Regions from separate parts of the Homo sapiens genome. Here region 1 is linked to region 2. A link is a loop called in an ENCODE intact Hi-C map of the cell type or tissue named here. Cell type or tissue: endothelial cell of umbilical vein. All regions are shown on one strand. Each heading gives the region's core, and the rest is flanking DNA. Links, peaks and the distances in the headings are about the cores only.

The links. A loop is a pair of places that touch in the nucleus more often than their neighbours do. Peaks named below come from ENCODE experiments on the same cell type or tissue, not always from the same donor. Only the 100,000 strongest peaks of a DNase experiment are listed, where the experiment ranks them.
Region 1: it touches region 2 in a loop (5-fold over the local background); 5 of 110 quality-filtered maps call a loop at or near these places.

Annotation. Positions count from the first base shown.
Region 1 is chr1:207,196,791-207,212,493 of GRCh38, forward strand. The region is part of intron 1 of LOC107985251 (a long non-coding RNA gene); the gene reads right to left. Among named protein-coding and RNA genes, the nearest start is that of LINC02942, 35 kb to the right of the region's middle. In endothelial cell of umbilical vein, for the core only: no CTCF peak of the experiment used is centred there; DNase peaks (open chromatin) are centred at 8,471 and 9,021; H3K27ac peaks cover 1,387 bases.
Region 2 is chr1:207,252,561-207,268,263 of GRCh38, forward strand. The region is part of intron 2 of LINC02942 (long intergenic non-protein coding RNA 2942); the gene reads left to right. All of the region lies in intron 1 of LOC107985251 (a long non-coding RNA gene), which reads right to left. Among named protein-coding and RNA genes, the nearest start is that of LINC02942, 20 kb to the left of the region's middle. In endothelial cell of umbilical vein, for the core only: a CTCF peak has its summit at 7,017; a DNase peak (open chromatin) is centred at 7,031.

The sequences.
Region 1 (15,703 bases), core at 4,039-12,038, 56 kb before region 2:
CTCTGCTGGTGATACCCAGGCAAACAGGGTCTGGAGTGGACCTCCAGCAAACTCCAACAGACCTGCAGCTGAGGGGCTTGACTGTTAGAAGGAAAACTGACAAACAGAAAGGAATAGCATCAACAAAAAGGTCATCTACACCAAAACCCCACCTGTAGGTCACCAATATCAAAGACCAAAGATAGATACTACCACAAAGATGGGGAGAAACCAGAGCAGAAAAGCTGAAAATTCTAAAAATTAGAGTGCCTCTTCTCCTCCAAAGGATTGCAGCTCCTCACCAGCAATGGCACAAAGCTGGATGGATAATGACTTTGATGAGCTGACAGAAGTAGGCTTCAGAAGGTCGGTAATAACAAACTTCTCCAAGCTAAAGGAGGATGTTTGAACCCATCAGAAGGAAGCTAACAACCCTGAAAAAAGATTAGATGAATGGCTAACTGGAATAAACAGTGTAGAGAAGACCTTAAATGACCTGATGGAGCTGAAAACCATGGCATGAGAAATTCATGATGCATGCACAAGCTTAATAGCTAATTCGATCAAAAGGAAGAAAGGGTATCAGTGATTGAAGATCAAATTAATGAAATAAAGTGAGAAGACAAGGTTAGAGACAAAAGAGTAAAAAGAAATAAACAAGCCTTCAAGAAATATGGGGCTATGTGAAAAGGCCAAATCTATGTTTGATTGGCGTACCTGCCTGAAAGTGATGGGGAGAATGGAACCAAGTTAGAAAACACTCTTCAGTATATTATCCACGAGAACTTCCCCAACCTAGCAAGACAGGCTAACATTCAAATTCAAGAAATACAGAGAACACCACAAACATACTCCTTAAGAAGAGCAACCCCAAGACACATAATTGTTGGATTCACCAAGGTTGAAATGAAGGAAAAAGTGTTAAGGGCAGCCATAAGCCCATCAGACTAACAGTGGATCTCTCGGCAGAAACCCTACAAGCCAGAAAAGAGGGGGGACCAATATTCAACATTCTTAAAGAAAAGAATTTTCAACCCAGAATTTCATATCCAGCCAAACTAAGCTTCATAAGTGAAGGAGAAATAAAATCCTTTACAGACAAGCAAATGCTGAAAGATTTTGTCACCACTAGGCCTGCCTTACAAGAGCTCCTGAAGGAAGCACTAAACATGGAAAGAAACAACCAGTACCAGCCACTGCAAAAACATGCCAAATGGTAGAGACCATCAATGCTATGAAGAAACTGTATCAATTAACAGGCAAAATAACCAGTGACCATCATAATGACACAATCAAATTCATACATAGCAATATTAACCTTAAATGTAAATGGGCTAAATGCCCCAATTAAAAGACACAGACTGGAAAACTGGATAAGGAGTCAAGACCCATCAGTGTGCTGTATTCAGGAGACCCATCTCATATGCAAAGATGCACATAGGCTCAAAATAAAGGGATGGAGAAAGATCTACCAAGAAAATGGAAAGCAAAAAAAAAAAAAAAAAAAAAAAAAGGCAGCGGTTGCAATCCTAGTCTCTGATAAAACAGACTTTAAACCAACAAAGATCAAAAGAGACAAAGAAGGCCATTACATAATGGTAAATGGATCAATTCAACAATAAGAGCTAACTATCCTAAATATACATGCCCCCAATACAGGAGCACCCAGATTCATAAAGCAAGTCCTTAGAAACCTACAAAGAGACATAGATTCCCACACAATAATAAAGGGAGACTTTAACACCCCACTGTCAATATTAGATCAATGAGACAGAAGGTTAACAAGGATTTGAACTCAGCTCCACAACAAGTAGACCTAATAGACATCTACAGAACTCTCCACCCCAAAGCAACAGAATATACCTTCTTCTCAGCACCACATCACACTTATTCTAAAATTCACCACATAATTGGAAGTAAAGCACTCCTCAGCAAATGTAAAAGAACAGAAATCACTACAAACTGTCTCTCAGACCACAGTGCGGTCAAACTAGATCTCAGGATTAAGAAACTCACTCAAAACTGCACAACTACATGGAAACTGAACAACCTGCTCCTGAATGACTACTGGGTACATAAAGAAATGAAGGCAGAAATAAAGATGTTCTTCGAAACCAATGAGAACAAAGACACAACATATCAGAATCTCTGGGACACATTTAAAGCAGTGTGTAGAGGGAAATTTATAGCACTAAAAGCCCACAAGAGAAAGCAGGAAAGATCTAAAAGTGACACTCTAACATCACAGTTAAAAGAACTACAGAAACAAGAGCAAATAAATTCAAAAGCTAACAGAAGGCAAGACATAATTAAGAGCAGAGCAAACTCAAAGACATAGAGACACAAGAACCCTTCAAAAAAATCAATGAATCCAGGAGCTGGTTTTTTGAAAAGATCAACAAAATTGATACACCACTAGTAAGACTAATAAAGAAGAAAGGAGAGAAGAATCAAATAGACGCAATAAAAAATGATAAAGGGGATATCACCACCGATCCCACAGAAATACAAATTACCATCAGAGAATACTATAAACATCTCTATGCAAATAAACTACAAAATCTAGAAGAAATGGATAAATTTCTGGACACATACACTCTCCCAAGACTAAACCAGGAAGAAGCTGAATATCTGAATAGACAAATAACAGGCTCTGAAATTGAGCCTGGACCAGGACCAGATGGATTCACAGCTGAATTCTACCAGAGGTACAAAGAGAAGTTGGTACCATTCCTTCAGAAACTATTCCAATCAATAGAAAAAGAGGGAATCCTCCCTAACTCATTTTATAAGACCAGCATCATCCTGATACCAAAGCCTGGCAGAGACACAACAAAAAAAGAGAATTTTAGACCAATATCCCTGATGAACATGGATGCAAAAATCCTCAATAAAATACTGGCAAACCAAATCCAGCAGCACATCAAAAAGCTTATCCACCACAATCAAGTTGGCTTCATCCCTGGGATGCAAGGCTGGTTCAACACATTCAAATCAATAAACATAATCCATCACATAAATAGAACTAATGACAAAAACCACATGATTATCTCAATAGATGCAGAAAAGACCTTCAACAAAATTCAACAGGCTTTCATGCTAAAAACTCTCAATAAACTAGGTATTGATGGAAGGTATCTCAAAATAATAAAAGCTCTCTATGACAAACCCACAGCCAATATCATACTGAATGGGCAAAAACTGGAAGCATTCCCTTTGAAAACCGGCACAAGAAAAGGATGCCCTCTCTCACCACTCCTATTCAACATAGTGTTGGAAGTTCTGGCCAGGGCAATCAGGCAAGAGAAAGAAATAAAGGGTATTCAATTAGGAAATGAGGAAGTCAAATTGTCCCTGTTTGCAGATGACACAATTGTATATTTAGAAAACCCCATTGTCTCAGCCCCAAATCTCCTTAAGCTGATAAGCAAATTCAGCAATGTCTCAGGATACAAAATCAATGTGTAAAAATCACAAGCATTTCTATACACCATTAACAGACAGAGAGCCAAATCATGAGTGAACTCCCATTCACAATTGCTACAAAGAGAATAAAATACCTAGGAATCCAACTTACAAGGGATGTAAAGGACCTCTTCAAGGAGAACTACAAACCACTGCTCAACTAAATAAAAGAGGACACAAACAAATGGAAGAATATTCCATGCTCATGGATAGGAAGAATCAATATTGTGAAAATGACCATACTGCCCAAAGTAATTTATAGATTCAATGCCATCCCCATCAAGCTACCAATGATTTTCTTCACAGAATTGGAAAAAAAAAAACTACTTTAAATTTCATATAGAACCAAAAAAGAGCCCGCATTGCCCAGACAATCCTAAGCCAAAAGAACAAAGCTGGAGGCATCACGCTACCTGACTTCAAACTATACTACAAGGCTACAGTAACCAAAACAGCATGGTACTGGTATCAAAAGAGATATATAGACCAATGGAACAGAACAGAGCCCTCAGAAATAACACCACACATCTACAACCATATGACCTTTGACAAACCTGACAAAAACAAGAAATGGGGAAAGGATTCCCTATTTAATAAATGGTTCTGGGAAAACTAAACTGGCTAGCCATATGTAGAAAGCTGAAACTGGATCCCTTCCTTACACCTGATACAAAAATTAATTCAAGATGGATTAAAGACTTAAATGGTAGAGCTAAAACCATAAAAACCCTAGAAGAAAACCAAGGCAATACCATTCAGGACATAGGCATAGACAAGGACTTCACGACTAAAACACCAAAAGCAATGGCAACAAAAGCCAAAATAGACAAAAGGGATCTAATTAAACTAAAGAGCTTCTGCACAGCAAAAGAAACTACCATCAGAGTGAACAGACAACCTACAGAATGGAAGAAAATTTTTGCAATCTACGCTTCTGACAAAGGGCTAATATCCAAAATCTACAAAGAACTAAAACAAATTTACAAGAAAAAAGCAAACAACCCCATCAAAAAGTGGGCAAAGGATATGAACAGATACTTCTCAAAAGAAGACATCTATGCAGCCAACAGACAGATGAAAAAATGCTCATCATCACTGGTCATCAGAGAAATGCAAATCAAAACCACAATGAGATACCATCTCACGCCAGCTAGAAAGGCAATCATTAAAAAGTCAGGAAACAACAGATGCTGGAGAGAATGTGGAGAACTAGGAATGTTTTTACACTGTTGGTGGGAGTGTGAATTAGTTCAACCATTGTGGAAGACAGTGTGGCAATTCCTCAAGGATCTAGAACTAGAATTACCATTTGACTCAGTAATCCCATTACTGGGTATATACCCAGAGGATTATAAATCATGCTACTATAAAGACACATGCACATGTATGTTTATTGCGGCACTATTCACAATAGCAAAGACTTGGAACCAATCCAAATGTCCATCAGTGATAGACTGGATTAAGAAACTGTGGCATACATACACCATGGAATACTATGCAGCCGTAAAAAAGGATGAGTTCATGTCCTTTGCAGGGACATGGATGAAGCTGGAAAGCATCGTTTTGAGCAAACTATCACAAGGACAGAAAACCAAACACTGCATGTTCTCACTCATAGGTGGGAATTGAACAATGAGATCACTTGGATACAGGGTGGGGAACATCACACACTGGGGCCTGTTGGGGGGTGGGGGCCTGGGGGAGGGATAGCATTAGGAGAAATAGCTAATGTAATCGATAAGTTGATGGGTGCAGTGAACCAACATGGTACATGTATACCTATGTATCAAACCTGCACATTGTGCACATGTACCCTAGAACTTATAGTATAATAATAATAATAATAATAATAATAATAATAATAATAAAAACAAAAAAACTAAATATGCAACGACAGGTGAATGGATAAGCAAATTGTTTTGTATCCATACTAGAGAATGGCTGATTTTAATGTATGTGATGCCAATGAGTTTGCAGGATTCCTAAACATTTGAAAATTGGCTTTCTGTGAGCTGGTATATGCTGACTGTAGCACACCACTGGATATAAATAATGTATATATGAAAAAAAAAAAAGAGCAATGGGCAGTGCAGCTGAGAGAAGGCTGTCTGCCAAGAGGCAGGGGCTGGAGAGAAGTTCTACAGGGTCATGCTGGAGGGGCTATGTGTGGAATGAGGTATTTGGGAATAGGATGTTGTGCCAGATAGTGGTTTGTGGCTAGAATTTCTCAGAAGAATTGCTCTTCCCCACCCCAGGGCCCCCTCCTCATTGTTGCTAACCTATCTTCTCAGGACTCCACAAAGATGAAGCCCACATGTCAGTCCTAAGCATATTCCCAAGGCTTCCATCTGATTTAGTCACTGTTCCTTAATATTAAAATGGCTTGAGCAACTGTCATACACGTGAGGAGAAACCCTGTATCAATCCTTATGTCTCTCAGTACTCTGGCGTCTATTCCTTCGAGTCATCACTTTTTCTGACTGTTGCTTCCTGTGAAGTCTCTTTCTCATTCTTATCTCAGCTTCTCTGGCTGTCTCTTCTCTCTCTGTACATAGAACTCCATGGGGGAATACCAGCCTCTTTGACTTGATTTCTGCAAACACACTCCATGGAGGCAATGGTGTATGACAGGCTATCATTGAACCTCAGCTATAACAGAGGGGCTTGAACTGTTAGAGAAGCCCACTTAACATTGAAGCTGTCTGTTTATGGTCTTGAAAGCCATTGCCTGCTCCATCTGCTAGGAATTTTTTTTGTTGTTGATATTTATTTCGGGTTCCCCTGAGACAAGGATTTGTGAGCAACTGGTTTCCTTGGAAGGGGGTCTCAGAAAGTACTGATGGGCAGTAAGATGGGAAAGGAAGGAAAGCAAAAGAGGAAACATTGTTGAGGAGGTTCTCGTACTGCTAAGAGGGGCTCAAGCATGCTGAGAACCCGCTGAGAGCTGGTGGCACACTCAACTCTGAGTTGTTCTCCTCAGGATGAAGACCTGGGTATATATCTACCTATTCTCTTCCCTCACTGGTGAAGTCTTGCTCTAGCAGCAATGGCTCCCAGACATGAGGGATCCACACTATTGGTTCGTTGAGCAGGCTCAGAGGATGGGGATCATGGTTAGGCAGACAGACATGGGTAGCCAGTGGCTCCTAATGGGCTGTCTATAGCAACCTCCAGAGTAGGCCAAGGGCACAAAGGTAGGGAAAAGATGGTCTCTTCTACAGTTGCCTTTTCTGTGTGGTCCTATCTGTTGACAAGTTGTTCTAGTCTTCCACTCTCTCCCTACTCATATCTCTCACTTCCCTTTGCCAGATCCCTGAAACATTGTGTTTTTCATTGCCTCTAATACAATTGTAAAATTAAATTGATATAATAGCTTTCACGATTTGAGGTCTGCTTCTGGGAGGTATTAATATCTTAGCATTTCTGGCCTTCTCTGTAAGAAGGCAGAGTAGCTGTCAATGGTTCTGGTAAGAGCCTGGTCTAAATGAAGCAGATTTGGGGAAGTTGGAAGTTGTCCAGAGTGTGCTGAAGTGGCAGGGCCCTAATGATATTAACAGGACATTGACAGGGTCTGCTACACACTATAATATACAATGGATGCCCCCAAGTCTGTAGGCTCACCTCCTTGCCCTGTCTTTGCTTCTTGGACTCAAGTTCTCCTCTTTCTTGACTTATTCATTCATTGTACTGGAACACACCCTCCAGGAGCCACCTAAGAAATGATGCACAGGAAGTAAAATTTTGAGCTCCAACATATTTGAAACTGTCTTTATTCTCACACTTGGTTGATAATTTGGCTGAGTGTAGAAAATTGGGTTAAAAAAATTTTCTTTTAGAACTTTTAAACAGTATCTTTTTTTGTATTACAGTTTCCAATATTATAGTAGAAAAGCCAGAACCATTTTAATTCTTGATCATATAGGATGTTTTTATCCTTGTTTTTCTGTAGGGAAACTCATATTTTATTCTGAGAAATGTTGTTGGTATAGTTTTTTTTGTCTTCTTTATATTTTTCTCTTATTTTTAGAGAAATCTTACTGGTCAGATATTGATCCTTTTTGTCAATCTAGTAATTTTCTTAAATTTTCTCTCTTTTTCCCATACATCATCTCTGTCTCATCCCTTCCCCACATTCTTTGGGGATCATTTCTTGATTTTGTATTTTAACCATTTTCAAAAATATTCCCTTCATTTAAAAAAGTATTCTGTTTTTTATGGATACAGTGCCTACCTATATTTCTCAGAGGATATTAATAATAGTTTCTATGGAAGTTCTATTCTGCTCTCTGCAAACTTCTGTTGATGATGGTTCTAGGTTATATATTCATTTTAAAGAGTGAGACCCATATCACTGATTATTTAAGTTCTATGTACATGGTGAGATTGGGCAGTGAACTACTTTTTTCTTATTGGCAGTTGTAGCAGAAACTGCTGATTGCTTCCCAGTATCCATTTCCCCTACTTGTTTAGGTAATACAACTACCCTCACCCCTTTGAATATCAGCAGGGTATCCGCTGCTCTGTTAGATGCTCCCTCGGAGTAACCTCCCAATGTGCACAACTTCCTAGTTACTTTCTTAGGAAAGAAGTCACTTGCTTTCTTTTCTTTTCTTTTTTCTTTTTTTTTTTTGAGACGAGTCTCGCTGTGTCGCCCAGGCTGGAGTGCAGTGGCGCGATCTTGACTCACTGAAACCTCTGCCTCCCGGATTCAAGCAGTTCTCTGCCTCAGCCTCCCGAGTGGCTGGGATTACAGGCGCCCACCACCACGCCCGGCTAATTTTTTTGTATTTTTAGTAGAGATGGGGTTTCACCATCTTGGCCAGGCTGGTCTTGAACTCCTGACCTTGTGATCCACCCGCCTCGGCCTCCCAAAGTGCTGGGATTACAGGCGTGAGCCACTGCGCCCGGCCCCACTTGCTTTCCGCTTCCTCTTTCCCCCCGCGGTGAGCTGAAGTGCTGGCAAGAGTGATGGTGAGTCAGCCTCTGCCATTCTGAGGACAGTTCCTGCGGATGCTAGAGTAATGAAAGGGAAAGCATTTGGCCCTTGGATGACCTTGTCAACTTGGGTCAGAGCTCGTGACTGTTCTGAATGCACTTCCATCTCTGGACTGTCATATGAAAAAGAGATAAACTTCTGCCTTGTTAGCCGTTGTGTTTGAAGTGTGTTTGTTATAGCAGCTTAGCCTATGCCCTAACAAATTCAGAGGGATACCCAAATATCAGTTTTTACTGGTATCTCTTCTGTTCTGCCCAGTTTCTCTGGAGAATGATTCTCCAGTCTCCTGCCTGCTTATTTATTAACTTGAATTTCTATCGTGCAACAAAGAAGATTACTGCTTCTATTTTCCTGTGGAACTCCACTTCTCCCTCCACCTAGCACCCTGTTTCTGCTACAACGTTACTTTTGTATTGTCAACTTTAAAGCATTTACATTCTTTCTTGAAACAATTGTTCCTATTTCTAGAAGGCAGAGTCATCGCATTCATCAACTGCTTTTAGGTGACTTGTTTTTCCTTCTATTATGACTAGTTTATCTTTGTATTTGCCTCAGAGGTGTGTATACAGGATGTGCTTAATAATTATATCATGGGCAAACAGTACATGAAATTATGTGAAATACTAACTTGGTACTAATACAGTCCAGCAGAAGGTCAATTACAAAATTTCTGCTGCCAAATATTCTTCTCTGACTATAGGGAAACAAACTGTAAGTATGTGATTCAATCTCTCTCCAGGCTTAAAAAAAGAGCCTAGGAAAAAGGAAGCTGCTTAACTAGAAACTTTCAGATGAAAAATTATATGTGAATGGTGACTATGGGTTGAGCTGCCATTTTGTAATGTGGGAAATTAAGGTTCAGAAAAAGAATAAAGGTTTCCAATCCAGAAATAGCCCTGTGAATAGCTATCAGTCCTGTGTTCACAAGACTTTTACCAAATTATCAATTTTCTAGACACTGATAATTTTAAGTTTAAAGATATGATAAATTCTTCCTCATTGTAAATATTAATATATAACCAATAATGGATATTTATACTGAAAAAAATTTTTCCAAATTTTATTTTTCCATTTTTTATGTCTACCTCAGTACCCAGTAGAAGCTTAATAATTTCAAAAAGTTTAAATATATTAGTTTGTAACAATATTTATAACTTAAATGTGCTAAAATAAAAATGGAAAATCAAAGTCATGTAAGAGAGATAAATTTCCCTAAATTTAAATTTATACAGTAATTGTAATTGAGTTTATTTTGAGTCAAATTAAAATGGGAACTATAATGTATCACATATTTACATTGTTTGACAAAAATAAACATATCAGTTCTGCTTACAGGAGAAACATTTTTTCTTGTTTTGAAAATAGAAAGCAATTTTCTTGCATGAGTTATTTTACAAGGGACAGTGAATAACATAATATATAATGCCTTTAACTTCAGTTGATAAGTTCTTCAAAAAGCTAAATATATCAATCCCCTATAAAACTGAGATGATGAGACATGTTGGGGGGTGGAGCCAAGATGGCCGAATAGGAACAGCTCCAGTCTACAGCTCCCAGCGTGAGTGACGCAGAAGATGGATGATTTCTGCATTTCCAACAGAGGTACCGGGTTCATCTCACTGGGGAGTGTCGGAAAGTGGGTGCAGGACAGTGGGTACAGCGCACCGAGCATGAGCCGAAGCAGGGCGAGGCATTGCCTCACCCGGGAAGCGCAAGGGGTCAGGGAATTCCCTTTCCTAGTCAAAGAAAGGAGTGACAGACGGCACCTGGAAAATCAGGTCACTCCCACCCTAATACTGAGCTTTTCCAATGGTCTTAGCAAATGGCACACCAGGAGATTATATCCTGTGCCTGGCTCAGAGGGTCCTATGCCCACGGAGCCTCGCTCATAGCTAGCACAGCAGTCTGAGATCAAACTGCAAGGTGGCAGCGAGGCTGGGGGAGGGGCACCCACCATTGCCGAGGCTTGAGTAGGTAAACAAAGCAGCCAGGAAGCTTGAACTGGGTGGAGCCCACCACAGCTCAAGGAGGCCTGCCTGCCTCTGTAGACTTCACCTCTGGGGGCAGGGTATTGCCAAACAAAAGGCAGCAGAATCCTCTGCAGACTTAAATGTCCCTGTCTGACAGCTTTGAAGAGAGCAGTGGTTCTCCCAGCACACACTGGAGATTTGAGAACGGACAGACTGCCTCCTCAAGTAGGTCCCTGACCCCTGAGTAGCCTAAGTGGGAGGCACCCCCGAGAAGGGGCAGACTGACACCTCACATGGCTGGGTACTCCTCTGAGACAAAACTTCCAGAGGAATCATCAGGCAGCAACATTTGCTGTTCACCAATATCTGCTGTTCTGCAGCCTCTGCTGCTGATACCCAGGTAAACAGGGTCTGGAGTGGACCTCCAGCAAACTCCAACAGACCTGCAGCTGAGGGTCCTGACTGTTAGAAGGAAAACTAACAAACAGAAAGGACATCCACACCAAAACCCCATCTGTTTGTCACCATCATCAAAGACCAAAGGTAGATAAAACCACAAAGATGGGGAAAAAACAGAGCAGAAAAACTGGAAACTCTAAAAATCAGAGTGCCTCTCCTCCTCCAAAGGAACGCAGCTCCTCACCAGCAATGGAACAAAGCTGGACAGAGAATGACTTTGACGAGTTGAGAGAAGAAGGCTTCAGATGATCAAACTACTCTGAACTAAAGGAGGAAGATCGAACCCATGACAAAGAAGTTAAAAACCTTGAAAAAAAATTAGACGAATGGCTGACTAGAATAATCAATGCAGAGAAATCCTTAAAGGACCTGATGGAGCTGAAAACCAAGGCACAAGAACTACGTGATGAATGCAGAAGCCTCAGTAGCTGATTCAATCAACTGGAAGAAAGGGTATCAGTGATGGAAGATCAAATGAATGAAATGAAGTGAGAAGAGAAGTTTAGAGAAAAAAGAATAAAAAGAAATGAACAAAGCCTCCAAGAAATATGGGACTATGTGAAAAGACCAAATCTATGTCTGACTGGTGTACCTGAAAGTGACAGGGAGAATGGAACCAAGTTGGAAAACACTCTGCAGGATATTATCCAGGAGAACTTCCCCAATCTAGCAAGGCAGGCCAACATTCAAATTCAGGAAATACAGAGAACGCCACAAAGATACTCCTCGAGAAGAGCAACTCCAAGACACATAATTGTCAGATTCACCAAAGTTGAAATGAAGGAAAAAATGTTAAGGGCAGCCAGAGAGAAAGGTTGGGTTACCCTCAAAGGGAAGCCCATCAGACTAACAGCTGATCTCTTGGCAGAAACTCTACAAGCCAGAAGAGAGTGGGGGCCAATATTCAACATTCTTAAAGAAAAGAATTTTCAACCCAGAATTTCATATCCAGCCAAACTAAGCTTCATAAGTGAAGGAGAAACAAAATACTTTACTGACAAGCAAATGCTGAGAGATTTTGTCTCTCAGGCCTGCCCTAAAAGAGCACCAGGCCTGCCCTAAAAGAGCTGCTGAAGGAAGCACTAAACATGGAAAGGAACAACCGGTACCAGCCACTGCAAAAACATGCCAAATGGTAGAGACCATCGAGGCTAGGAAGAAACTGCATCAACTAATGAGCAAAATAACCAGCTAACATCATAATGACAGGATCAAATCCACACATAACAATATTAACCTTAAATGTAAATGGGCTAAATGCTCCAATTAAAAGACACAGACTGGCAAATTGGACAAACAGTCAAGACCCATCAGTGTGCTGTATTCAGGAAACCCATCTCACATGCAGAGACACATAGGCTCAAAATAAAGGGATGGAGGAAGATCTACCAAGCAAATGGAAAACAAAAAAAGGCAGGTGTTGCAATCCCAGTCTCTGATAAAACAGACTTTAAACCAGCAAAGATCAAAAGAGACAAAGAAGGCCATTACATAATGGTAAAGGGATCAATTCAACGAGAAGAGCTAACTATCCTAAATATACATGCACCCAATACAGGAGCACCCAGATTCATAAAGCAAGTCCTTAGAGACCTAGAAAGAGACTTAGACTCCCACACCATAATAACGGGAGACTTTAACACCCCACTGTCAACATTAGACAGATCAACGAGACAGAAAGTTAACAAGGATATCCAGGAATTGAACTCAGCTCTGCACCAAGAGGACCTAATAGACATCTACAGAACTCTCCACCCCAAATCAACAGAATATACATTCTTCTCAGCACCACACCGCACTTATTCCAAAATTGACCACATAGTTGGAAGTAAAGCTCTCCTCAGCAAATGTAAAAGAACAGAAATTATAACAAACTGTCTCTCAGACCACAGTGCAATCAGACTAGAACTCAGGATTAAGAAACTCACTCAAAACCGCTCAACTACATGGAAACTGAACAACCTGCTCCTGAAGGACTACTGGGTACATAAAGAAATGAAGGCAGAAATAAAGATGTTCTTTGAAACCGACGAGAACAAAGACACAACATACCAGAATCTCTGGGACACATTCAAAGCAGTGTGTAGAGGGAAATTTATAGCACTAAATGCCCACAAGAGAAAGCAGGAAAGATCTAAAATTGACACCCTAACATCACAATTAAAAGAACTAGAGAAACAAGAGCAAACACATTCAAAAGCTAGCAGAAGGCAAGAAATAACTAAGATCAGAGCAGAACTGAAGGAAATAGAGACACAAAAAACCCTTCAAAAAATCAATGAATCCAGGAGCTGGTTTTTTGAAAAGATCAACAAAATTGATAGACCACTAGCAAGACTAATAAAGAGGAAAAGAGAGAAGAATCAAATAGACACAATAAGAAATGATAAAGGGGATATCACCACCAATCCCACAGAAATACAAACTACCATCAGAGAATACTATAACCACCTCTACGCAAATAAACTAGAAAATCTAGAAGAAATGGATAAATTCCTTGACACATGCACCCTCCCAAGACTAAACCAGGAAGAAGTTGAATCTCTGAATAGACCAATAACAGGCTCTGAAATTGAGGCAATAATTAATAGCTTACCAACCAAAAAAAGTCCAGGACCAGACGGATTCACAGCCGAATTCTACCAGATGTACAAGGAGGAACTGGTACCATTCCTTCTGAAACTATTCCAATCAATAGAAAAAGAGGGAATCCTCCCTCACTCATTTTATGAGGCCAGCATTATCCTGATACCAAAGCCTGGCAGACACAACAAAAAAAGAGAATTTTAGACCAATATCCCTGATGAACATGGATGCAAAAATCCTCAATAAAATACTGGCAAACCGAATCCAGCAGCACATCAAAAAGCTTATCCAACATGATCAAGTGGGCTTCATCCCTGGGATGCAAGGCTGATTCAGTATATGCAAATCAATAAATGTAATCCAGCATATAAACAGAACCAATGACAAAAACCATATGACTATCTCAATAGATGCAGAAAAGGCCTTTGACAAAATTCAGCAGCCCTTCATGCTAAAAACTCTCAATAAATTAGGTATTGATGGGACGTATCTCAAAATAATAAGAGCTATCTATGACAAACGCACAGCCAATATCATACTAAATGGGCAAAAACTGGAAGCATTCCCTTTGAAAATTGGCACAAGACAGGGATGTCCTCTCTCACCACTCCTATTCACCATAGTGTTGGAAGTTCTGGCCAGGGCAATCAGGCAGGAGAAGGAAATAAAAGGTATTCAATTAAGAAAAGAGGAAGTCAAATTGTCCCTGTTTGCAGATGACATGATTGTATATCTAGAAAACCCCATCGTTTCAGCCCCAAATCTCCTTAAGCTGACAGGCAACTTCAGCAAAATCTCAGGATACAAAATCAATGTACAAAAATCACAAGCATTCTTATACACCAATAATAGACAAACAGAGAGCCAAATCATGAGTGAACTCCCATTCACAATTGCTTCAAAGAGAATAAAATACCTAGGAATCCAACTTACAAGGGAAGTGAAGGACCTCTTCAAGGAGAACTACAAACCACTGCTCAATGAAATAAAAGAGGATACAAACAAATGGAAGAACATTCCATGCTCATGGGTAGGAAGAATCAATATCATGAAAACGGCCATATTGCCCAAGGTAATTTATAGATTCAATGCCATCCCCATCAAGCTACCAATGACTTTCTTTACAGAATTGGAAAAAACTACTTTAAAGTTCATATGGAACCAAAAAAGAGCCTGCATTGACAAGTCAATCCTAAGCCAAAAGAACAAAGCTGGAGGCATCATGCTACCTGACTTCAAACTATACTACAAGGCTACAGTAACCAAAACAGCATGGTACTGGTACCAAAACAGAGATACAGACCAATGGAACAGAACAGAGCCCTCAGAAATAATGCCGCATATCTACAACCATCTGATCTTTGACAAACCTGACAAAAACAAGCAATGGGGAAACGATTCCCTATTTAATAAATGGTGCTGGGAAAACTAAACTGGCTAGCCATATGTAGAAAGCTGAAACTGGATCCCTTCCTCACACCTTATACAAAAATTAATTCAAGATGTATTAAAGACTTAAATGTTAAAGATGAAAACAATAAAAACCCTAGAAGAAAACCTAGGCAATACCATTCAGGACATAGGCATGGGCAAGGACTTCATGTTGAAAACACCAAAAGCAATGGCAACAAAAGCCAAAATTGACAAATGGGATCTAATTAAACTAAAGAGCATCTGCACAGCAAAAGAAACTACCATCAGAGTGAACAGGCAACCTACAGAATGGGAGAAAATTTTTGCAATCTACTCATCTGACAAAGGGCTAATATCCAGAATCTACAATGAACTCAAACAAATTTGCAAGAAAAAAACAAACAACCCCATCAAAAAGTGGGCGAAGGATATCAACAGACACTTCTCAAAAGAAGATATTTATGCAGCCAAAAGACACATGAAAAAATGCTCACCATCATTGGCCATCAGAGAAATGCAAATCAAAACCACAATGAGATACCATCTCACACCAGTTAGAATGGCGATCATTAAAAAATCAGGAAACAACAGGTGCTGGAGAGGATGTGGAGAAATAGGAACACTTTTACACTGTTGGTGGAACTGTAAACTAGTTCAACCATTGTGGAAGTCAGTGTGGCGATTCCTCAGGGATCTACAAGTAGAAATACCATTTGACCCAGCAATCCCATTACTGGGTATATACCCAAAGGATTATAAATCATGCTGCTATAAAGACACATGCACACGTATGTTTATTGCGGCACTATTCACAATAGCAAAGACTTGGAAACAA
Region 2 (15,703 bases), core at 3,929-11,928:
TTGTGCTAATTTACATTCTCATCAACAGCATACGAAGGTTTCCTTTTCTCCACATCCTAGCCAGCATTTGTTATTGGCTGATTTTCAGATAAAAGCCATTTTAGCTGGGATGAGATGATATTTCATTGTAGTTTTGATTTGCATTTCTCTGATAATGATATTAAGCACTTTTTCATATACTGTTTGCCATTTGTAGGTCTCCTTTTAAGAAATCTCTATTCAGATCTTTTGCCCTTTTTAACTCAGATTATTTGATTTTTTCCTATAGAGTTGTTTGAGCTCCTTATATATTCAGCTTATTAATCCCTTGTCGGATGGGTAATTTGCAAATATTTTCTCCCATTCTGTGGGTTGTCTCTTCACTTTGTTGATTGTCTTCTCTGCTGTACAAAAGCTTTTTAATGTAATGTGATCCCATTTGTCCATTTTGCTTTGGTTGCCTGCGCTTCTGGGGTATTACTCAAGAAATCTTTGCTCACTCCAATGTCCTGAAGTTTTTGCAGTGTTTTCTTCTAGTAGTTTAATAGTTTGAAGTTTTAGATTTAAGTTTTTAATCCATTTTGATTTGATTTTTTAATATGGTGAGAGACAGGGGTCTAGTTTCATTCTTCTGCAAGTGGATATTGAGTTGCCCAGCAACATTTTTTAAGACTGGTTTTATCCTAATGTATATTCTTGGCACCTTTATTAAAAGTGAGTTCACTGTAGATGTATAGATTTATTTCCTAGTTCTCGATTCTATTCCATCGGTCTATGTGTCTGTTTTTATGCCACCACCATGCAGTTTTGGTTACTATAGCTCTGTAGTATAATTTGAAGTCAGGTAATGTGATGCCTGCTGTTTTGTTCTTTTTGCTCAGGATGGCTTTGGCTCTTCTGGTTCTTTTGTGGTTCCATATAAACTTTAGGATTTTTTTCTATTTCTGTTAAGAATGTCATTGGTATTTTGATAGAGATTGCATTGAATTTGTCAATTTCTTTGGGTAGTGTAGACATTTAAACAATATTGATTCTTCTAATCCATAAACATGGAATATCTTTCCAATTTTTGGTGTCTTCTTCCATTTCTTTCATCAATGTTTCATAGTTTTCATTGTAGAGATCTTCACTTCTTTGGTTCAGTTTAATTCCTAGGTATTTATTTGTAGCTATTGTAAATGAGGTTACTTTCTTGATTTCTTTTTCAGAATGTTTGCTGTTGGCATATAAAAATGCTACTGATTTTTGTATGTTGATTTTGTATCCTACAACTTTACTGAATTTGTTTATCAGTTTTAATGGTTTTTTGGTGGAGGCTTTAGATTTTACCAAATATAAGATCATATCATCTGCAAACAACAAGTTGACTCCTTCCTTTCCAATTTGAATCCCCTTTATTTATTTCTCCTGTTTGATTGCTCTAGCTAGGACTTCCAGTACTATGATGAATTACAGTGGTGAAAGTGGGCATCCTTCTCCTGTTCCAAATCTTAGAGGAAAGGCTTTCAGTTTTTTCCCTTTTAGTATGGTACTAGCTATGTGTCTGTCATATGTCAGCTTTCACTGCATTGGAGTATGTTGTTTCTACACCCAGTTTTTTGAAGGTTTTTATCAAGAAGTGATGTTGAATTTTATCAGCACCAGTTGAAATGTTCATATGGTTTTTATTCTTAATTCTGTTGATATGATGTATCACATTGATTGATTTGCATATGTTGAACCATTCTTGCATCCCTGAATAAATTTCAGTGGTCATGATGAATATTCTTTTTAATGTGTTGTTGGATTCAGTTTGCTTATATTCTGTTGAGGATTTTTGGATCAATGTTCAGCAGAGATATTGGCCTGTAGTTTTCTTTTTTTGATGTGTCCTTGTCTGGTTTTGGAATCGGGGTAATACTGGACTCAGAAAATAAGTGTAGAAGTATTGCCTTCTCCTCTATTTTTTGGAATGGTTTGAAAGTAGAATTAGTATTAGATCTTTGTATTAGTCCATTCTCATGCTGTTAATAAAGACACATCTGAGACTAGGTAATTTATAAAGGAAAGAGGTTTAATTGACTCACAGTTCAGAATAGCCAGGGAGGCCTCAAGAAACTTACAATTATGGTGGAAGGGGAAGCAAACACATCCTTCTTCGCATGGTGGCAGGAAGGAGAAGTCCTGAGCAAAGGGGTAAAAGCCCCTTATAAAGCTATCAGATCTCGTGAGAACTCACTCACTATCATAAGAACAGCATGGAGGAACTGCCCCCATGATTAAATTACCTCCCACTGGGTCCCTCCCACCACATGTGAGAATTATGGGAACTACAATTCAAGATGGAATTTGGGTGGGGACACAGCCAAACCATATTATTCTGCCTCTGTCCCCTCCCAAGTCTCATGTCCTCACATTTCAAAACACAATCATGCTTTTCCAACAGTCCCCCAAAGTCTTAGCTCATTCCATCATTAACCCAAAAGTCCAAGTCCAAAGTCTCATCTGAGACAATGCAAGTCTCTTCCAACTATGAACCTGTAAAATCGAAAGCAAGTTAGTTACTTCCTTGATACAATGGGGTACAGGCACTGGATAAATACATCCATTTCAAACAGAAGAAATTGGCTAAAACCAAGGGGTTATAGGCCCCACACAAGTCTGAAATCCAATAGGGAAGTCATTAAACCTTAAAGTTCCAAAATGACCTCTTTTAACTCTATATCTCACATTCAGGTCATGCTGATGCAAGAGGTGGGCTCCCATGGCCTTGGGCAGCTCCACTCCTGTGGCTTTGCAGGGTACAGCTCCCCTCCTTGTTGCTTTGATGGGCTGGTGTTGAGTGCCTGTGGCTTTTCCAGGCACATAGCACAATCTGTCAGTGGATCTACTATTCTGGGGTCTGGAGAACAATGGCCCTCTTCTCACAGCTCTACTATGCAGTGCCCCAGTGGGGACTCTGTGTAGGGGCTCCAACCACACATTTCCCTTCCACAGTGCCCTAGTAGAGGTTTTCCATGAGTGCTCTGCCCTGTAGCAAACTTCTGCCTGGACATCTAGGTGGTTTCCATACAACCTCTGAAATCTAGGTGAAGGTTCCCAAACCTCAATTCTTGACTTCTGTGCACCTACAGGCTCAACAACCACGTGGAAGTTGCCAAGGCTTGGGGCTTGCACCCTCTGAAGCAATGGCCCAAGCTGTACATTGGCTCCTTTCAGCCACAGCTGGAGCTGAAGAAGTTTGGACGCAGTGCCCCATGTCCCAAAGCTGCACAGATCAGAGGGGCTCTGCACCCAGCCCAGAAAACCATTTTTCCCTCTCTGTGAAGGTCTCTGACATGCCCTGGAGACATTTCTACCATTGTCTTGGTGATTAACATTTGGCTTCTCATTACTTAAGCAAATGTCTGCAGCTGGCTTGAATTTCTCCCCAGAAAATGTCGTTTTGTTTTTTGTTTTTTTTTCCTATTGCATTGTCAGGCTGCAAATTTTCCAAACTTTTATGCTCTGCTTCCTCTTGAATGCCTTGCTCCTTAGAAATTTCTTCTGCCAGATACCCTAAATCATCTCTCTCAAATTCAAAGTTCCACAGATCTTTGGGGCAGGGGCAAAATGCTGCCAGTCTGTTTGCTAACACATAACAAGAGTCACCTTTGCTCCAGTTCCCAACAAGTTCCTCATCTCCATCTGAGACTACCTCAGCCTAGACTTCATTGTCCATATCAGTATCAGCATTTTGGGCAAAGCCATTCAACAAGTCTCTAGGAAGTTCCAAGCTTTCCCACATCTTCCTGTCTTCTGACCTCTCCAAGCCTCTTGGAAGTTCCAAACTTTCCCACATTTTCCTGTCTTTTTCTGAGCCTTCCAAATTGTTCCAACATCTGCCTGTTACACAGTTCCAAAGTCACTTCCACATTTTTGGGTATCTTTATAGGAGCAACCCACTATCTGAGGTACCAATTTACTGTATTGGTCCATTCTCACGCTGTTAATAAAGACACACCCAAGACTGGGTAATTTATAAAGAAAAGAGTTTTAATTGACTCACAGTTTAGCATGGCTGGGGAGGCCTCAGGAAACTTACAATCACGGCAGAAGGGGATGTAGATACACCCTTCTTTACATGGCAGCAGGAAAAAGTGCTGAGCAAAGGGGGAAAATCCCCTTATAAAACCATCAGATCTTGTGAGAACTCACTATCATGAGAACAGCATGGGGGAACTGCCCCCATCATTAAATTACCTCTTGCTGTGTCCCTCCCATGACATATGGGAATTATGGAAACTACAATTGAAGATGAGATTTGGGTGGGGGTGGGGCCACTTATTGTTATAAACTTTCCTCTTAATACTTTTGCTGCATTCCATGTTTTTGTCTTGCAATCTATTTTGTCTGATATGAGTATAGCTACTCTTGCTCTTTTTTGGTTTCCATCACCACAGAATATCTTTTTCCATCCCCTTATTTTCAGTCTATATGTGTCTTTTTAGGTGAAATGGGTTTCTTGTGTGCAACAGATCATCGAATCCTCTTTTTTTCATCCATTCTGATACTCTGTCTTTTTACTGGAGAGTTTAGTCCATTTACATTCAATATTATTATTGATAAGTAAGGACTTACTTCTGCCTTTTAAAAAATTTGTTTTCTGGTTGTTTTGTGGACTTCTCTTTCTTTTTTCCTTCTTTTCTGTCTTCCTTTTAGTGAAGATGATTTTCTCTGGTGGTATGATGTAATTTCCTGCTTTTTATTTTTGGTGTATACATTGTATTTTTTTTATTATAGGTTGCCATGAGGCTTGCAAATACTGTCTTATATCCCATTATTTTAAGTTGATAACATCTTAACACTGTTTGCATAAATAAACAAGCAAAAAGAAAACTAATAGAAACTCTGTTTTTTAACTTTGTGCCCTGCTTTTTAACTTCGTGTTGTCTCTATTTATATCTTATTGCACTACGTATTGAAAAGTTGTAGTTATTATTTTTGATTGGTTCATCTTTTAGTCTTCTACTTAAGATAAGACTTGTTTACATACCACAGTTACAGTGTTATCATACTGTGTTTTTCTGTGTACTTACTACTACCAGTGAGTTTTGTGCTTTCAGATGGTTTCTTACTATTCATAATGTCCCTTTCTTTCTGGATGAAGTGTTCCCTTTAGCATTTCTTATAGGACAGGCCTGGTGTTGATGAAATCCCTCAGCTTTTGTTTCTCTGGGAAAGTCTTTACATCTCTTCATGTTTGAAGGATACTTTTGCCAGATATACTATTCTAGGGTAAAAGTTGTTTTCCTTCAGCACTTTAAATATGTCATGCCACTCTCTTCTGGCCTGTAAGGTTTTCACTGAAAAGTCTGCTGCCAGACATATTGGAGCTCCACTGTATATCATTTGTTTCTTTCCTCTTGCAGCTTTTAGGTTCCTTTCTTTATCCTTGACCTTTGGGAGTTTGATTATTAAATGCCTTGAGATAGTCTTCTTTGAGTTAAATCTGCTTGGTGTTCTATAACTTTTTTGTACTTTGATATTAATACGTTTCTCTAGGCTTGAAAATTTCTCTATTCTTATCCCTTTGAATAAATGTCCTACTCTTATCTCTTTCTCTACCTCTTAAGGCCAATAACTCTCAGATTTGCCCTTTTGAAGCTATTTTCTAGATCTTGTAGGTGTGCTTTGCTTTTTGTTATTCTTTTTCTCCTCTGACTGTGTATTTTCAAGTAGGCTGTCTGCAAGCTCACTAATTCTTTCTTTTGCTTGATCTATTCTTCTGTTAAAAGATTCTGATACATTCTTCATTGTCAACTGCATTTTTCAACTCCAGAATTTCTTCCTAATTCTTTTTAATTATTTCTATATCTTGGTTAAATTTATCTGACAGAATTCTGAATTCCTTCTTTGTGTTTTCTGTAATTTCTTTGGGATTCCTCAAAACAGGTATTTTGAAAACTTTTCCTGAAAGGTCACATATCTCTGTTTCTCCAGAATCAGTCCCTGGTAACTTACTTAGTTCATTTTGTAAAACCATGTTTTCATGGATGGTCTGGATGCTTGTGGATGTTTGCCAATTTCTGGAAATTGAAGAGTTAGGTATTTATTGAAGTCTTTGCATTCTGGGCTTGTTTGTGCCTGTCCTTGGGAAGGCTTTTGAGATATTCAAAAGGACTTGGGTGGTGTAACCTAAGCCATGTCTGCATTAAGGGGGACCCCAAATCCACTAATACTGTAGTTATTGCAGACTCATAGAGGTACCACCTTGGTGGTCTTGGATAAGATCTGGAAGATTCTCTGGATTACCTGTTCTCTTTTCTTATTTTCTCCCAAACAAACAGGGCCTCTCTCTTTCCATGCTGAGCTGTCTGGAGCTGGGATTAAGGTGACACAAGCACCTCCATGGCCACCATCACTACTGTGCTGGGTCAGGCCTGAAGCCATCACAGCACTAGGTCTCGCCCAAGGCTCACTGTAATGACTACCTTTCTACTGCCTATGTTTGGTGAAGGCTCTAGGGCTCTACAATCAGCAGGTGATGACTCCAGCCAGGCTTGTGTCCTTCTCTTCAGGGAAGCAAGTTTTCGACACCCTTGGTAGGTATAGAGATGGCATCTAGGAGTCAGGGACTGGAGTTGAAAACCTTAGGAATCTACTTGGTATTCTATTGTCCTGCAGCTGAGCTGACACTCAAACCACAAGACCCAGTCCTTCCCATTCTTCTCTCCCCTTTCCATAGGCAGAGGAGCTTCATTCCACGGCTACCACCACCACAGGCCCACAGTGAGTCCTGCCAGGCTACCACCAATGTTCACTAAAGGCACAAGGACTCTTCAGTTAGCTTGTGGTGAATGCCGCCAGGCCTGGGACTCACTTTTCAGGGAAGTGGGCTCCACTCTGGTCCAGGGAATGTCCAGAAATGCCATCCAAGAGCCAAGGCCTGGAAATAGGGACCCCCAAGAGCCTGCTTGATGGTTTGCCCCTGTGGTTGAGCTGGTATGTAAGGTACAAGACAAAGTCCCCTTTACTTTTCCTTCTGCTTTTCTCCAGCAGGAGGAGTCATTCCATAGCCACAACAACTGGGAATGTGCTGGGTCTCACTTGAAGCCAGCATGTCTCAGAATCTTACCCAAGGCCCAGAGTGTACTACCTGGGTCTCACTACTGATTATTCAGGGCCCAAGCCTCTTTAGTCAGCAGGTGATGAGGTACTGCTGGAACTGGGTCCTTCTCTTCAAGGCAGCAGTTTCCCTTCTGGCCCAGGGTATGTCTAGAAATGTCATCCAGGAGCTAGAGCCTCGAGTGGGGGCTTCACAATTCTGACTGGTACCCTATCTTACTGTAGCTGAACTTGTATCCAAGATGCAAGACAAAGTCCTTATTACTCTTGCCCTTCTTCTCCTCAAGCAAAAGCAAGAGGTCTCTTTTGGAGCCACGAGCTGTGCTGTCTGAGGTTTGGGGAGGGGTAGCACAAGCCCTGGCTGCCCTGGCTGATGTCCCAGTAGGTCACATGCCCCCCAGTTCCACGGGCTCTGAGCCCAGCTCAGAACTAGGACTTGCCTTGGAGTTGCAGTCCTTGTGGCCCAGATTACATTTCAAGTTTATTTAGGCCTCAAAGCACTTTAGCCTGTGGTGGCAAAGCTTGCTGGAACTCAAATTCCAACTACTGGGATGGGTGATTCCCATCTGGTGAGGGCTCCTCAAACTGCTTCCTCTATAGGTGGGCATCTGCTGAGTTCAGCCTTATTTTGCTTTTCGCTGTGACAGGGGAGCACTGAGGTCAATGCAAAGTCTCACAGTTGCTGCATTCTCCCTCTCCCAAGCACACAGATTCTCTCTCTGCCTCATGTGGCCACTGCCAGGGTATGGGGTAGTGGTGTCAGCAATTCAAGACTGTCTTTCCTATTGTCTTTGGTGCCTCTGTCAGCAGTAGGAAGTTAAAACCAGGTACTGTGAGTGTTCACCTAGTTTTTGGTTCTCACGAAGATGCTTTTATTGTGTAGATAGTGTTAAATTTGGTGCTTCTGTAGGAGGGACAATCAGTGGAGATGTCTATTCAACTATCTTGCTCCTCCCCTCTTTCCAGATCTAATTTTTAATTTTTTATTGCTATACTATGGTTGTACACATTTGGGGGTGCATGTAATATTTTGACACATGTATATAATGTGTAATTATTCAATCATTGTAATTGGGATATCTATCACCTTAAACATTTATCTTTGTGTTGAAAACATTACAGTTCTCTTCTAGCTATTTGGAAATATACAATAAATTATAGCTAACTATCAAATACCAGAAATTACTCCTTCTATCAATCGTATTTTTGTATCCCTTAACCAACTTCTGTTCATCAGTCTCCCCCTACTTCCCTTGCAATGTAATTTCTGACATTCCTGACTGTCATATCTAATCACTTCTAATCAGAATAACAATGACATTAAAAATGTCATTTAGGCCAGGCACGGTGGCTCACACCTGTAATCCCAGCACTTTCGGAGGCCGAGACGGGCAGATCACCTGAGATCAGGAGTTTAAGACCAGCCTGGACAACATGGCAAAACCCTGTCTCTACTAAAAGTACAAAAATTAGTTGGGCATGGTGGCGAGTGCCCGTAATCCCAGCTACTCAGGAGGCTGAGGCAGGAGAATTGCTTGAACCCAAGAGGTGGAGGTTGCAGTGAGCTGAGATCACGTCACTGCACTCCAGCCTGAGCGACAAGAGAGAGACTCCGTCTAAAAAAAAAGAAAAAGCCCTTCAGATTTAGAGTTACTAGTGAACCTTTTCAAAGAATCTAAGTATATATTCTAGATGTGGCACAGAGTGAGAAGTCTCCTTATGTGCTTTATATTAAGATTCTGTCAGTTGATGAATAAATATATGATATTTGTATTACTATAAATATGTCCTATATGTACACTACTATGATTAATGATGACTGTTAAAGCTATTTATTGTATGTGCAAAAAAACTTTTTAATATTTAAATAATAGGAAAATTGTTTCACAGTTAATATAAATATCAATAGTGCATTATTTAGAGAACATTAAGAAAAACATAATTTTTCTGCCAACAAACATCTAATAAAATTAAATAATTGTACATGTCAACATACAAATACCTGTAGCATTTCTATACAACAATATCAAACTAGCTGAAAAGGAAGTCAAGAAACCATTTACAATTGCAACAAAAAAATAAAATACCTAGGAATAAATGTAACTAAGGAGGTGAAAGACATCTATAAGAAAAATTACAAAACACATTGATGGAAGAAATTGATGACACAAAGAATTGGAAAAACATCCCAAGCTCATGAATTGGAAGAATTAATATTGTCAAAATCACCATACTGCACAAAGTAATCTAAAGATTCAGTGAAACCCGAGCAATAAATATCAGTGATATTCTTCACAGAAATAGCAACAACAATCTAAAATTCACATGGAACTAAAAAAGAGCCCTAGTAGCCAAAGCAATCCTGAGCAAAAAGAACAAAGCTTGAGGCATCATGTTATCTGATTTCAAAATATAATACAAGGCTATAGTAACAAAAACAGCATGGTGTTGGTATAAAAATAGACCTGTGGAAGAGAATAGAGAACCCAGAAATAAAGCCACATATTTGCAGCTAACTCATCTTTGACAAAGCTGACAAGAATTTACACTGGGGAAAAGACATCCTCTTTACTAAATGGTGCTGGGTAAACTGGATTGCCACATGCAGAAGAATGAAACTGAATACCTATCTCTCACCATATTAAAGAATCAACTCAAAATGGATTAAAGACTTAAATGTAAGACCAAAATCTATAAAAATACTAAAAGAAAATCTAGGGAAAAGTCTCCTGGATATTGGCCTAGGCAAAGAATTTGTAACCTCAAAGAACCTCAAAGTACAGGCAGCAAAAACAAAAATAGACAAATGGGATTTAATCTAACTAAAAAGCTTCTACACAGCAAAAGAAAAAATCAACGGAGTGAAGAGACAACTTGTAGAATGAGAGATAATATTATTCATCCAACAGAGGACTAGTATCCAGAAAACACAAAAACATCAATACAAAGAACACAAATACAAAGAACAGCAAAACCTCCTGAAATAATCCCATTAAGAAATAGGCAAAAGATCTGAATAAGTACTTATCAAAAGAAGACATACAAATGGACCAGGCATGGTGGCTCACGCCTGTAATCTCAGCACTTTGGGAGGCCAAGGTGGGCGGATCACCTGAGGCTAGGAGTTCGAGACCAGCCTGGCCAACATGGTGAAACCCGTCTCTACTAAAAATACAAAAATTAGCTGGGCGTGGTGGTGGGCACCTGTAATCCCAGCTACTTGGGAGGCTGAGGCAGGAGAATCACTTGAACCCAGAAAGTGGAGGTTGCAGTAAGCCAAGATTGCGCCACTGCACTCCAGCCTGGGTGACAAAGTGAGACTCCATCTCAAAAAAAAAAAAAAAAAAAAAAGACATACAAATGGCCAGCAGTTATATGAACAAATGCTCAACACCACTAAGCATCAGAGAAATGCAAATCAAAACCACAATGAGATATTATCTCACCCACTTTAAATGACTATTATTAAAAAGTCAAAAAATAACAGATGTTGGCAAGGATGCAGAGAAAAGGGAACTCTTTTTTTTTTTTTTTTTAGATGGAGTCTTGCTCTGTTGACAGGCTGGAGTGCAGTGGCACAATCTCAGCTCACTGCAACCTCCGCCTTCTGGGTTCAAGCGATTCTCCTGTCTCAGCCTCCCAAGTAGCTGGGATTACAAAGATGCACCACCACACCCAGCTAATTTTTTGTATTTTAGTAGAGATAGGGGTTCACCATGTTGGCCAAGACAGTCTTGATCTCCTGACCTCATTATCCACCCGCCTGGGCCTCCAAAAGTGCTGTGATTACAGGCGTGAGCCACCGTGCCTGGTTGAAAAGGGAACTCTTATACACTGCTGTTGGAAATGTAAATTAGTATAGCCATTATAAAAAACATTATAAAGGTTTCTTAAAAAATTAAAAATAGAGCTACCATATGATACAGCAATCCCACTACTGGGTATTTATCCAAAAGAAAGGAAATCAGTATATCAAAGGGATACTGGCACCTCCATATTTATTACAGCACTGTTCATGATAGCAAAGAGATAGAATCAACCTAAGAGACCACCAACAGATGAATAAATGAATAAATAATATGTGGTGGCCGGGCACAGTGGCTCACACCTGTAATCCCAGCACTTTGGGATGACAAGACTGGTGGATCACCTGAGGTCAGGAGTTCGAGACCAGTCAACATGGAGAAACCCTGTCTCTACTAAAAAATACAAAAATTAGCCTGGCGTGGTGGCACATACCTGTAATCCCAGCAACTCGGGAGGCTGAGGCAGGAGAATTGCTTAAACCCAGGAGGCAGAGGTTGTGGTGAGCCGAGATTGCGCCATTGCCATTGCACTGCAGCCTGGGCAACAAGAGCAAAACTCCACCTGAAAAAAAAAAAAAAAAAAAGAATATGTGGTATATGTGCTATATGTACACAATGGAATATTATTCAGCCATAAAAAGAATGAAATCCTGTCCTTTACAGCAACACTGAATGGAACTGGTGTTCATTATGTGAAGTGAAATGAGCCAGGCACAGAAAGATAAATGTTGCATGTTCTCACTCATAGGTGGAAACTAAGAAGTTGAACTCATGGAAGTAGAGAGTAGAACAATAGTTACTACACATTGGAAAAGGTCCGGGAGAAGAATATAGGGAGGTTGGTTAATGGGCACAAATACACAGTTAGACAGAAGGAATAAGTTCTAGTGTTCCATAGCACAGTAGGGTGAGAACACTTAACAATAATTTCTTGTATATTTCAAAATAGCTAAAAGAGAAGATTTAAAATGTTCCCAACCCAAAGAAATGATAAATGTTTGAGGTGAGGGATATCCTAAATACCCTGATTTGACGATTACACATTGTATGCATGTATCAAAATATCACATGTATCCCATAAATATGTATAATTGTTATGTATTGTGATGGTTAATATTTGGTGTCAACTGGATTGGATTGAAGGATGCCTAGATAGCTGGTAAAGTATTGTTTCTGGGTGTGTCTATAAAGGTATTGCCAGAGGAGACTGACATTTGAGTCAGTGGACTGGGAGAGGGAGACACACTCTCAATGTGGGTGGGCACCATCCAATCTGGCTGCCAGAATGGCTAGAACACAGCAGGCGGAAGAAGGTGGGATATAAGCTGGCTTGCTGAGCCTTCTGGCTTTCATCTTTCTCCCCTGCTGGATGCTTCCTTCCATTCCTCCTGCCCTTGGACATTAGATTCCAGGTTCTTTGGCCTTTGGACTCTTGGACTTAACACCAGTGGTTTGCCAGGGTCTCTCAGGCCTTCAGCCACAGACTGAAGGCTGCACTATTGGCTTCCCTGCTTTTGAGGCTTTTGGACTCAGACTGAACCACTACTGATGTCTTTCTTCCCCAGCTTGCAGACGGCCTATCGTGAGACTTTGCCTTGTGATCATGTGAGTCAATTCTACTTAACCCATTTATGCCTGAGGTTGCAATTTTTTTGTGTGAAAAATCAGACCTTGGTGATGACCTTGTGCTCAAGGATATAAATAACTCCCACATGCTTAGCATTCCAATAATGGAACATTAGGCATATGTAAACTCCCTTCCAGATATACATATATCCTATTAGTTCTGTCCCTCTGGAGAACCCTGGCTAATGTATGTATCAATAAAAGTGTTGCTTGTTAAAAATTAATTATACGACACAGAGTAATAGATTAGATATCAAAGTGATAACTTTTACAGAATTTTTTATATGCTGGCATTCATTGTATTAAACATAATGAGCTCTAATAGCTGTATTTTACTTAATTTAGGCTACTATGCTTTTAGAAACTAGTTCTACAGGGATTCATCAAAGCAGAATGGAAAAGAGAATGTCAAATATTATCACCTCAAAATTTGACAAAGGAAAAACTTCCAAATCATATGTCACAATCATGATAAATTGTCATCAATCTGAATATAATACATTATTATAATATGTATAAAGAAATAAAGAAATTATTAAGGAAAAATGAAGCCACAGCTGAATAGCTAGCTCTTCCTCTCACCTCAGTTGAAAGTGAGGGTTTATAGAGTATCGTAAATAAGTGGTATAGCAATCATAAAAGCAATCAAGCAGCTGGCAGTGCTAATAAATTCCTGTTTCTGCATGAGAATATAAAACTTTTAAAATTTGAATATTAAACTTTCATAATATATTTGTAATAATTATTAAACTATTTTGGGTGAAACTTCTAATTTTCTTCCTGCAGTGCATTTCATGATACTATTGTAAACCTCATCTTCTACTTTGAGAAAATACTATGCTTTAATACTTGGCCATCTGCTATTAGGACAAAATGTATATTTGGTGTACCTCTAGAGACCTTTTACTAAATGGTCACCTCTAACTTTAAACTTCAAGCTTTTCCAGGCATAGTTCATTCTACTTCCAGGGCCACCTTGCCACTGGTATAAATTCTCTTTCCACGGCTCAAAATTTATATCAAGATTCTTATTTATTTATATATTTAATGGGTACAACATGGTGCTTGGATGTACATATACACAGTGAAATAACTACTACAGTCAAACAAATGTAAATATTCATCACTTTCCATAGTTACCTATGTGTGCTAAGAGCACCTAAAATCTATTCTGTTAGCAAATTTTCAGTATACAATACAATATTATTAACCATAGTCTCCATACTGTATTTTAGAGCTCTAGACTTATCATCCAATTTAACTGCAAATTTGTACCCTTTGACATACCTCTATTTCCTCCCCCTCCTTACCCCTGGTAACCACTGTTCTACTCTCTGTTTTTATTTAAAACTCCTAGAAGAAAACATGGGAAGAGCTCTTTGATACTGGTCTTGGAAATGACTTTTGGCCATCACCCCAAAAGCACAGTGACAAAAGCAAAAATAAACAAGTAGGATTACATCAAACTAAAAAGATTCTGCATAGCGAAAGAAATAACAAAATGAAAAGGCAGCCTGCAGACAGGGAGAAAATATTTGCAAACCATATATCTAACAAAGGGTTAATATCCAAACATATAAGGGACTCACACACCTCAATAGCAAAAAACCCTCAATAATTCAATTTAAAAATGGGCAAAGGAATGAAGTAGACATTTTTCCAAAGAGGGCATATGAATGGCCAACAGTTATATGAAAAGGTACTCAGTATCACTAGTCTTCAGGGAACTGCAAATCAAAACCACAATGAGATTATCACTTCACCCCTGTTAGGATGGCCATTATAAAAAAGTCAAGGAATAAGTGTTGGAGAGAATATGGAGAACAGAGAACCCTTAGACACTATTGGTGTGAATGTAAATTGGTATAGCCGTTATGAAAAAAAACATAGATTTTCCTCAAAAAATTAAAACTAGAACTACTATATGACCAGGCAATCCCTATGCTGGGTATATATACCCAAACAAAAGGAAATCAGCACTTTGTAGAAATATCAGTGCTTCCACATTCACTGCAGCATTATTTATGATGGACAAGAAATGGAATCAACTTATGTGCCCATTAATGGATGAATGGATAGAGTAAATGTGATATATATACACAATGGTATATTATTCGGGCTTCAAAAAGAGGGAGGTCCTGCCATTTGTAACAACACGGAGAACCTGGTAGACATTATGCTAACTGAAATAAGGCAGGCAAAGAAAGACAAATACTGCATGATCTTACTTATATGTGGCATCTAAAAAACTCAAGATTCCCTTTAAAAGTCCTCTTCAATGCTCCCCACATCTGTGTTGACTGAAAATGTATCAAGTTGATCCTGAAATAACTCCTTCACTGCTTCCCAATGTGCAGGCAATAAAAATTAGGTATCAACTCACCTGCACGGTGTTTTTTCTATATCATCTTTATCCTCTCACTCACAACACACCCATTTTATAAAGTATTGTTTTCATCCTTGACACCACACCAAACCAATGAACACTGCCAAAAACTTCAGCTTCTTGTAAATATGTGATAGATCTTTCTGGAAGATCTTCAGAGCATTTTCTAAAAGGTGAAAGAATGGGATACAATACATGTTCCTTCAGTTCCTAAGACCCTGAAGAGAAGGAACCAAGTCAGAAAACTCATGGGCTCACCTGCAGATGCATATGCATATGCAAAATGCAACTCTGGTGAGTCCAAAATAGTCCACTCAATGGCTTCTGTTCATGCAGCACCCCGAGCCACAGGCTGAAACCAGGGTGAGGCAAGTGAGGTACTCACCTTGAGCATAAAATGTAAGGGGGACATCAACAACTTGGTAACCAACATAAATAATATTTTAGTGTAATATTTTGAAAAATCAAAATTATTGCCCCCCAAATCATGATGAACAGTTCATGAAGGAATTGATGAAACTAATAAATAGAATTAGACATAAATAAACATGAATTAATAACCAATTCAGTAACCAATTTACGGGGATTAATGATTCTAAATTGTAAATTGCGGGTTGTAGGATAGGAAATGAGGACTGAAAAGAAAAAAAACACTAGGATTTCAAGCCTGCCTGAAAATAACATCATTATCGAGAGAATGGCCATCCAGTTTGGGAGTAAATTGACAGTTCAGTTCCAGACCTATAATGAAAAATAAAAGTAGCACTTAGAGAATTTTATATTGAAAGGAAGAAGAAAAACAGGATGTAATATGAGGGGG